Regions from separate parts of the Homo sapiens genome. Here regions 1 and 2 are each linked to region 3. A link is a contact called in ENCODE Hi-C or POLR2A ChIA-PET data. All regions are on one chromosome and are shown on one strand. Each heading gives the region's core, a stretch centred on a gene start or an enhancer-like site at or near the end of the contact. The rest is flanking DNA. Distances are from core to core; before and after follow the strand shown. Region 1 holds the start of SLC39A10 (solute carrier family 39 member 10). Region 2 holds the start of HSPE1-MOB4 (HSPE1-MOB4 readthrough). Region 3 holds the start of PMS1 (PMS1 homolog 1, mismatch repair system component).

Region 1 (2,700 bases), core at 40-2,539, 5.9 Mb after region 3:
GTCCATACTGAATGGGTTTGGAAATCCCAACTCTTTTCTCTACCTGCTCTGTGATACCAGGCAAGTTAAAGTCTTGTGTGCCTCAGTTTCCTACCTCACCGTGTTATGGTGATTAAATTAATATATATGTGGAGTACTTGACACACAGTCAAGCCTGCGATTACTGCTGTTCATGGTTTTATTTTCTCTACTAGACACCAGTAAGGCACCCCCAGAACTCGCTGTGTTAAGTAGATTCTGGTTGGATATAGAAACACAGGCACCCCAGGCGGAATGCAGATACGCCTCAACATGTGGATTAAGTAAGAGCCAGGAAGCAGAGTAATGAAGCAAAAATAAGACGTCCAGAGTCACCTTTTAAGAAAATGTGGGTTGGTGGTTGCTTAAGAGGGGAGGAGACAATTTAGATGGGATGTATGGCGTGAGCAAAGGGCAAGAATGAGCACGGTGTAGGCACAAGTCCATGGAACTGCTTGGCTGGATCGGGATTTTTTTGTCATAGAGTGTTAAGAAATAGTCGATCAGTTGAGGAGTAGAGGAGTGAAGACCTTGGAAAGTTGCCAAAAGCCTCGAGAATTTCTCTACATGTGTGACATGTTCTCAGGACTCAACTTTTTCTTTTAGGTTTGGAAGACCCGCAGTAAGTGTGCTTTAGAATTAAATGGGTGGGAAGGGGAGCTAGGCAAAACACCTCGCACTTAGCACTAAATAAAGTTCGCTGTTGCCCTAAGAGACTGAAAAGGTTACTTTAACAAAGGGGGCGGGGTTAACTTAACGTAGATGTTTAACTCGTATACAGATGAACATTCCAGTTGATCACTCTGAAGCTTTTTGGCTAAAGCGTTTGGGTTTAGAGCTTCCATTACTCATTCGCCTTGCCCAAGGCCTCAGCAACCGACGTTCGAAAGCCAGGAGAAAAGGCGAATGATAAAGGGCGCTCCACGCATGCGTTAAGAAGCCGCCCCAACTCCCCCGCGGCGTTCTTTCTTGGAACAAAACTAGCGCGGAGCCACGGAACTCCGCAGTTTGCGTAGACTTGAATTTCCTATTCCTCGGACGATCCATGTGGAATCCGTGAGTAGTGCGACTCCTTTACGCAACTGGCGTTATCCGAAGTGAATAGCTAGGTGGCGCGTGTACGCCCATAGCGTAGCACCCATAGGCGGACGGGGTGCGGCTGCGCAGGGAGCTGAGTGGACCTTGTACGCCGCAAGCGTAGCAGGGTGTCAGACGCGCCGGTTTCTGCGACGCAGTTAGCGCAGTCTGCTTTGGTGAATACACGATTTGGTGCAGCCGGGGTTTGGTACCGAGCGGAGAGGAGATGCACACGGCACTCGAGTGTGAGGTAACTATAAAACCCCGATTTGTTTACATTCCCTCCCCCAGAACCGGCCCCGTGCGCGGCGGAGACTGCGAGTCCCGGGACGGCGTGGGGGTAGAAAGGGAGAACAGAACCGGGGAGTCGGGGCTGGTTCCCTCGGGGATGCGGGCGCTGGGGTTCCCGCAGCTGCTGCAGTCGGCGGCGGCCAGCCGAAGCAGAGCGCGTGGTGGGCAGAGTGTTGGGCGCCGCGGCTCCTCGTGTGCGGTCTGGGCTGCTGCGGGCCGCGGGATCGGGAGCCGGCGGCATCCACTTCGCGTGCGGAGCCTCGCGCCCCCCTCACCTTCCTGTGGAGGTTGGCGGAGCCTCGCGGGCCGCGCCCGGGGTGGGGGAGTGACCGCTGGGCGGGTGGCGGCGGTTAGGGGGCTGCGCGCCGGCCGCGGATGGCGTCGCAGGCGCGGGCGGGCGAGGCTTTGGGGATCTGTAGGCAGGTCTTCGGGGGCTTGGCGACCAGCGCCCCGGTTTTTTCTTCTCCAGTCCTTCTCTCTGGTCTGTAATGGGGCGAGGGGACCCCGGGATGGAGCCTCGGCACCGCTGTTCCGGACCGAGGCTAACGGACGGCGGCGCCTCTGCTCCTACTAGTTTTCTCCCGGACCAACCGAAAAGCCGAGGCGGAGCGCGGGGGTGTGAAGATCTCGGCCTGCTGGGGGTCCCTGGAGCTGAGGGTGAGGGTGGGGCCGGGTCGGTGGGACAGGCCGGGTGGGCCGGAGGTGGCGCGGCCGCACGGCTTTGTTCCGGAAAGCCCTTAGGTGGAGAGCGATGTGGGGCGCGGCAGGGGGATCGCGTAGAGGAACCTTCGCGCACCGCCTCTCCGGGTCTGGGAATCTGCTGAACTCCTTGCCTCTCCTGGGGTCCCTCGAACGCCCCAGCTAAGAAGGGCGGGGGCCTTGCCAGGGCGCGAGCAACATGACGTTCAAGGTCTTCCTGTGGCTTCTGTAAAGAAATGTTCACGTGGGAGCCTGTCCACATGGGCTGTACTAAGGATCTGGCACGAGGAAGAAATATCACTGCAGAACCTGAAGCCCTCCGTTGGAAGGGTCGTTCACTCGAGTACCTATTCTAAGTAACAGTGACACAAAACACATGTTAGAAAAAAACAAAAAGTATGGTAGGTTATACTGTTTTTTAAAAGAAACTTTTATTTATGCCTTTTGCTGTTAAGTCCTCTAATTTTACATTGGAACTGAGTCATTCTTGGAGCAAAACTAGAATAGGTTTGTATTTGTTTTCTTTTTGGATGTGTATCTAAATTGTACATAATTAAGAAAAAGCAAGTAATGGAAAAGCTGGAGATGTAGAACTTAGTTCCTTCTAACTTAGTA
Region 2 (2,700 bases), core at 9-2,508, 7.7 Mb after region 3:
AAAAACGAGTTAATCTTTCACCGCGAAAACGGCCTTGTGGGCAGACCCACTCCAACTGTGGCCCCTGAGAAACCAAGTCAGCCGGAGAGAGGCAAGTTACAAATCCAAGTGACCAGGGAAGTTAAAAGTATTCCTGACGGTGCAAAAAGCCGCTCAGCAAAGTGTCTCCATGGATCCACCCAAGGCTACTGTATCAGAGCAACCAGCAAGGCCGCGATGCTGGGGGCGGCGGCCCGGCCCACTCGGCGCGAGCCCACGTGTCCTTCTTTCCGAACGCCCCCAGCAAGGTCAAGACTGGAGGCGCGGTATCCCAGCTGCCTGCGGGGGAAAAAAGCGGTTCCCTCACGTACACCACCCTCCCCGGTTCCCTGAAGTCGGCCAGGCGCAGGTTGCACCAGCGGGCCTAAGTGGTTACAATCCCCCAAATTCAAACCCCACGAGTTGTCCCTCCCGCGCCCAGCCGAGGTCCAGGATCCGCGTCGCACGTGATGGAACCCGCATGGACCCGCGAGGCCTGGACCCGCAGGCCTGGGCCTGCGGTGCGGCGCGGTGCGGAACTCCAGGTTGTCGCCGCCCGCACCCTCCAGCTGGACCGCAGAGGAGGAAGGCCCACTCGGGGGTCGCAGGAGCCGGGGGGAGGTGGTGCGGGAAGGCCGCGTACCTGCGGGGCGGCGGCAAGGCGTGCGCTCGGCGAGACAGGTCGTCGGCGGCGAGTGAGGGACAGAGTGCAGGGCGCACACCGCAATGAGCCCGTGTCCCCTCCCTCCGCCTCTACTCCCGCCCCGCGGCACCGCGTGTGCAGGCAGCTCCCACCCACTTCCCGTCAGCCCGGGCCCTGCAATCTGCACACCCTGCGCGCGAGCCCCGCCCCTCCCTACCCGCGCAGGGTGTGCTAGCGCGCTCAGCCCTCTCCGGCCGGCTTAGTCTAGTTCCCGGGCCTCGCTCGGTTCCAGAACTTTCCAGAAAATGCCGCGCTCCCTACGGCTCAAGGGTCAAATCGCGTCATTTCCGGGAGGGGACGAAGGGGTAGTTCTTTCACCTCGGCTGGGCGCCTAGAAAAGCCTAGAAACAGCTCCTTTTTTCTTCCGCCTCCGAGTCTTCGCGTCAGCGTCCTGCGCAGGGCCCTTGGGGCGAATCGCGGTGCGCGTCGGGGCGACCGCCCTCCCTCCCTGGGAGGGGCGAGGGGGCTAGCGGCGACCGCTGGGGCGAGCGCGCCTGCGCGCTGGGTGATTTTTTCACGTGTCGCCAGGGCCGGACTGCGAGTCTCTTTGCGGCGCTACACTAGAGCAGAGTACGAGTCTGAGGCGGAGGGAGTAATGGTGAGTCCCGCGTGGCCCCGAGGCCTGCAGGCCCGGGCCTGTCTGAGGCGTACGGGGATCCCTGACGCCCCTCTTTTGTTGGGCTGGGCGGGAGGGATTGGTGGCCACTCAGTGACCAGCGCCCGATGGCACCTTGGAGCGGCAAGGCCCGCCCGACCCTTTTCTCCCCCAGGGCTCTTTGCACGCGCGTGTGCTGCCGGTGTGTAAGGCAGGGGGGCGAGAACCCGGGCGCACGCGCAGCGTCTCACCTGCTTCTGCAGGGCCTTTGTGGATGTGTAATATCTTGGGTAAAAATCATGGTGCCAGGCAGGGAGCTTGACCCAGCGTTTCCTGAAAATTTCTGGAAAAACCTGAAGAAGGAAAACATTTGACCTTGGAATAAACTAAGGTTGACCTTAAAGCTGGTCTGGTTGCTCACCGGAGGAGCGACAACGACCCCTAACAGACGTAAGGAATCGGGAATTAAACTTGGAATATTGGTTAGTACATTCAAATGCGCTTCCTTAACGAATAAGCTGAGGTTTGGTGTTAACTTTCAAAGCCAAAACGTGTTGAGATGTATAGCACGGTGGCGTTGCCTGTTGATAATGTGATTACATTTAGTTTTTGTTTCAAAACATTTCTCTTCCTACAGGCAGGACAAGCGTTTAGAAAGTTTCTTCCACTCTTTGACCGAGTATTGGTTGAAAGGAGTGCTGCTGAAACTGTAACCAAAGGAGGCATTATGCTTCCAGAAAAATCTCAAGGAAAAGTATTGCAAGCAACAGTAGTCGCTGTTGGATCGGGTTCTAAAGGAAAGGTAAATGGGAGCTGCAGTGGAACTATTTTTTATAGTGTGCAGTGGAGGGAAAAGAAGTAATTCTGGAGTATTAAAAGTCGCTTATTAAGTAGAGTTTATGTCGTTTTCAAGATCATTAACTGCTTTGGTTCTAATCTGTTTCTTAAAGGGAAATGACTAATATAAAGTTGCTTATTTTATATGACCAATGCTATGATGCTTATTTTATGTGATAGTTTCAGAGTATTAAAAATTGTCCTCAATAGGCCGGGTGCGGTGGCTCTCGCCTGTAATCTCAGCACTTTGGGAGGCCGAGGTGTGCGGATCACAAGGTCAGGAGTTCAAGACCAGCCTGACCAACATGGTGAAACCCCGTCTCTACTAAAGATACAAAAATTAGCCGGGTGTGGTGGCATGCGCCTGTAATCCCAGCTACTGGGGAGGCTGAGGCAGGAGAATCATTTGAACCCTGGAGGCGGAGGTTGCAAGGAGCCGAGGTTGCAAGGCGCCCCTGCATTCCAGTATGGGGGACAGGGCGAGATTCTGTCTCAAAAAAAAAAAAAAAAAATCCCCTCAATAGCAATTTGGTAGCCTAGTGTGATC
Region 3 (2,700 bases), core at 104-2,603:
CTGAATACTCAATGTGGAAGGTACATGCTGTTGACATAATGTGGTGTAAAATTTACATGGTCAAGGGATAATGTTTGTTTCTCAATTTTGTGATTAAACTAGGTGAAAATAAGGAGTCTTCTGAATATTTCTCTAGTCAAATCAAAAACTTCAGTTTTCTTTCTTCTTTTTAAAAAAGGTTTTCCCTTCTCCTTTCCATTGAAGATGGACTCCAAAGGAAGAATTGATAATAGTTCTCAGTTCTTTTAATGATGGTGTTTACTTGAGACTAAGAATTGCTTAAAATAAAACTGTCCTGAAGAACACCTATCATCCGACGGAGGGGGAAAACGAGGCTAGATTATATTTGGAACAGCTGTGATTTTAAAATACACAAACGCTTGTATTACGGAGTTAGCATACAGAGAGGAATTTCTCATAACCCCTTCCAGCAAATGTTTCCGGAGTATAATGCTCCTTCCGCTCTAGAGACCCATAGAACAGGCATCAAGGGTTAAGGGGACGAAAAGTTAGTTACACTAAGACCGCTAAAGCCTCCAATTTATATGTGTAAATCTTTCGTCTAAACACCCATGATTTATCATACATTAAACTATTATGTCATACTTAGAACATGCCAACACTCAAGATAGTTTTCCCACGTTCCACAGGATGGAGGCCTGAAATTTACATCTCAGCTGGAAGGCAAAGCTGGTGCGGTACTCATCCTATTCCAACCAGAAAACCTTTTCCCAGCAGGTTTGCCGCGCTGCCCACGACTGGCAAACAATGACCTTACAGACCGTGAAGAGGCTGTTGGCTCTGCCCTCGCCGGTGCCTCCGAAGACGGCGACCCGCAGCGGCCCCTCAGGGGAGTCCCCCCTGCTAGACCGACAGCCCGAGCGCTCTGGGCCAGAGAAAACTCAGCAAAAGCCGCCGCTGCTACCACCTCAGCGCCTCCCCCAACCCGCCCCTTCCTTCTCGCGGCCGCACGTCACGTCAGGACCCTGGCAAGACAACGAGGATTTGCGTAGGGGGCGAGCCTCTGAGGCCACTTGGCTCTTACGGCCACGCAGGGCGCCGCAGATGCAGCCGGAGCCCGCTTTTCCCTCTCAGGACGACCCCTAGGCCGCCAGCAGTTCCCTACCGACGAAGGCGACTGTACAGCGTCCACCGCGTTCGTGCCCACTTACCCGCCGCCCCACTCCGGGCCGCCGGCTCGCAGCAGGACCAGCCCGGCTGCTACGGCCGCGGATACACGCCCTCAGGCCCGGCGCTGCGCAGCTTGCGGAAGCTTTCCCGGACAGACTCGCTGCCAGCGGATTGGCTGCGAGCAGCGCCAATCTCACGTTGCCCCCGGGCGAGGCGGGACTCAGTGCCGCGCTCTCTGCACCCGCTCTGCCGCGCGCGTGCGTGCTGGGTGCGGGTGCGGGTGCGGGGTTGGGCCTGCGCATCGGGTGAGACGCTGGCTGCTTGCGGCTAGTGGATGGTAATTGCCTGCCTCGCGCTAGCAGGAAGGTAGTGTGGTGTGACTAACGGGTATTTATTATATCCTCGATGGCTCGAGGGCCCCGTCCCCTCTACTCGTCCTGGTCCGGGCGCGAACGCTATAGGGCAGCTAAGGGCGCTCCCCGCGGGGCGGGAAGCGAAGCCGGGCTTGCGGGCGCGCACACGTGGAACGCGTTTTCTGAGCAGGTCTGGGCTCCGGGGTGTTCTGGCTTGGTCTTTGTTGCGTCCCATTCCCCAGACCCTTCTGGGTGGAGGACTTAAAATTTGTTTTCCAGGCAGCAGATTTAACCCATGGCAACTGTAACTCATCTTGTGTGAGTGGCGGTTTATAGTATTGTATCCTGTGGCATCATACAAGGGGTGCAAGTTAAACTCTTTAAAGTTAATCACGATTTTTGCTCTTGGCCTTCTGGGTTTATCCGTACGCCGAAGACAGGCACCTGTATTACATGCTAAGGAAATGTGAATACCAAAAATTGATCCTGAGGAAAGTCTTGATTAGGTTTTTTTGGAATCGCCTTTGAAATGTAATTTCCCTCACCTTGGCAGTGCAGAAAGTTTGTGATTTTTATTGCCGAAATAGCTTTCAACATTTTGAAATTGACTTAAGAGAATGTTGGCTGTGTATGTCTGTATCTTGCATTTCTGTTGGCTTTGTGAACCTAATTGTTTTGGATTTAGTCTGATCTTTAAATAAATGATTTCTTTGTGTTCTCTCTAATGGAAGTCTGTGAGTTCTCTGATCTTTACTTCTTTTTTAGGCACACCTGTTGTCCTTAACTGACTTTCCGGGTCATCAGCACTTCTTCAGAAGTGTTCCTTTTCCCTCCCAGCAAATATGGAAGACTGACTATCCTGATATTCCCAGACATTCTTTGCTGTGATTTGTAAGCCCGATATAAACCCTTCCATTTGGTACACATATGGTATAGAGTGCTATATTCCAGGGGCTATGCTAGCGATGTGTGATTGATATAAAACCCCTGTCCTCAAAGAACTCTGAGTCAGGAGCAACAGACAGAAACACATATTAATAGAGTAACTTGTGATGAGGTTAATTAGAAATGAGGTAAAGGGGGACTGCAGGGGAAGGAATACCTAATCTGTTGGCAGGTGAAGGAAAGGAGGCTGCAGCAGGGAAGAAAGGCTTGAAGAGTTGATACTGAACTAAATCTGGAAGGATGATTAGAAGTCAGCTGAGAGAGAACCATG

What was found. Hi-C counts contacts between places; a loop is a spot of excess contacts on that map. ChIA-PET counts read pairs that join two places held with the same protein, here RNA polymerase II (POLR2A). Pooled maps may share reads with other maps.
Region 1: a map of natural killer cell shows a loop between it and region 3 (8-fold over the local background). The contact joins the promoter of SLC39A10 here to the promoter of PMS1 in region 3. A Hi-C loop is called at or near these places in 3 of 168 maps with a recorded cell type or tissue (B cell, CD8-positive, alpha-beta T cell and natural killer cell), 1 of 37 single-sample maps with no recorded cell type and 10 of 50 pooled maps. POLR2A ChIA-PET finds 5 or more read pairs at or near these places in 1 of 52 experiments (BJ).
Region 2: a loop to region 3 is called in a pooled map, with 16 times the contacts of the local background. The contact joins the promoter of HSPE1-MOB4 here to the promoter of PMS1 in region 3. A Hi-C loop is called at or near these places in 1 of 168 maps with a recorded cell type or tissue (B cell) and 7 of 50 pooled maps.

What each region holds. Positions count from the first base shown.
Region 1 is chr2:195,655,937-195,658,636 of GRCh38, forward strand. SLC39A10 (solute carrier family 39 member 10) reads left to right here and starts at 1,290. Exons shown (of 10, transcript NM_020342.3): 1 at 1,290-1,345. RefSeq lists silencers at 1,559-1,608, 1,639-1,758, 1,959-2,058.
Region 2 is chr2:197,499,121-197,501,820 of GRCh38, forward strand. HSPE1-MOB4 (HSPE1-MOB4 readthrough) reads left to right here and starts at 1,259. Exons shown (of 9, transcript NM_001202485.2): 1 at 1,259-1,319; 2 at 1,954-2,118. The coding sequence starts at 1,317. HSPD1 (heat shock protein family D (Hsp60) member 1) reads right to left here and starts at 720. Exons shown (of 12, transcript NM_002156.5): 1 at 662-720. It overlaps HSPE1 (heat shock protein family E (Hsp10) member 1), which reads left to right and starts at 1,259. Exons shown (of 4, transcript NM_002157.3): 1 at 1,259-1,319; 2 at 1,954-2,118. The coding sequence starts at 1,317. RefSeq lists silencers at 600-929, 1,120-1,179 and an enhancer at 1,320-1,379.
Region 3 is chr2:189,783,097-189,785,796 of GRCh38, forward strand. PMS1 (PMS1 homolog 1, mismatch repair system component) reads left to right here and starts at 1,354. Exons shown (of 13, transcript NM_000534.5): 1 at 1,354-1,497. ORMDL1 (ORMDL sphingolipid biosynthesis regulator 1) reads right to left here and starts at 1,243. Exons shown (of 5, transcript NM_016467.5): 1 at 1,173-1,243; 2 at 1-27. RefSeq lists enhancers at 530-1,416, 702-781, 872-931, 942-1,171, 1,722-1,771 and a silencer at 1,312-1,361.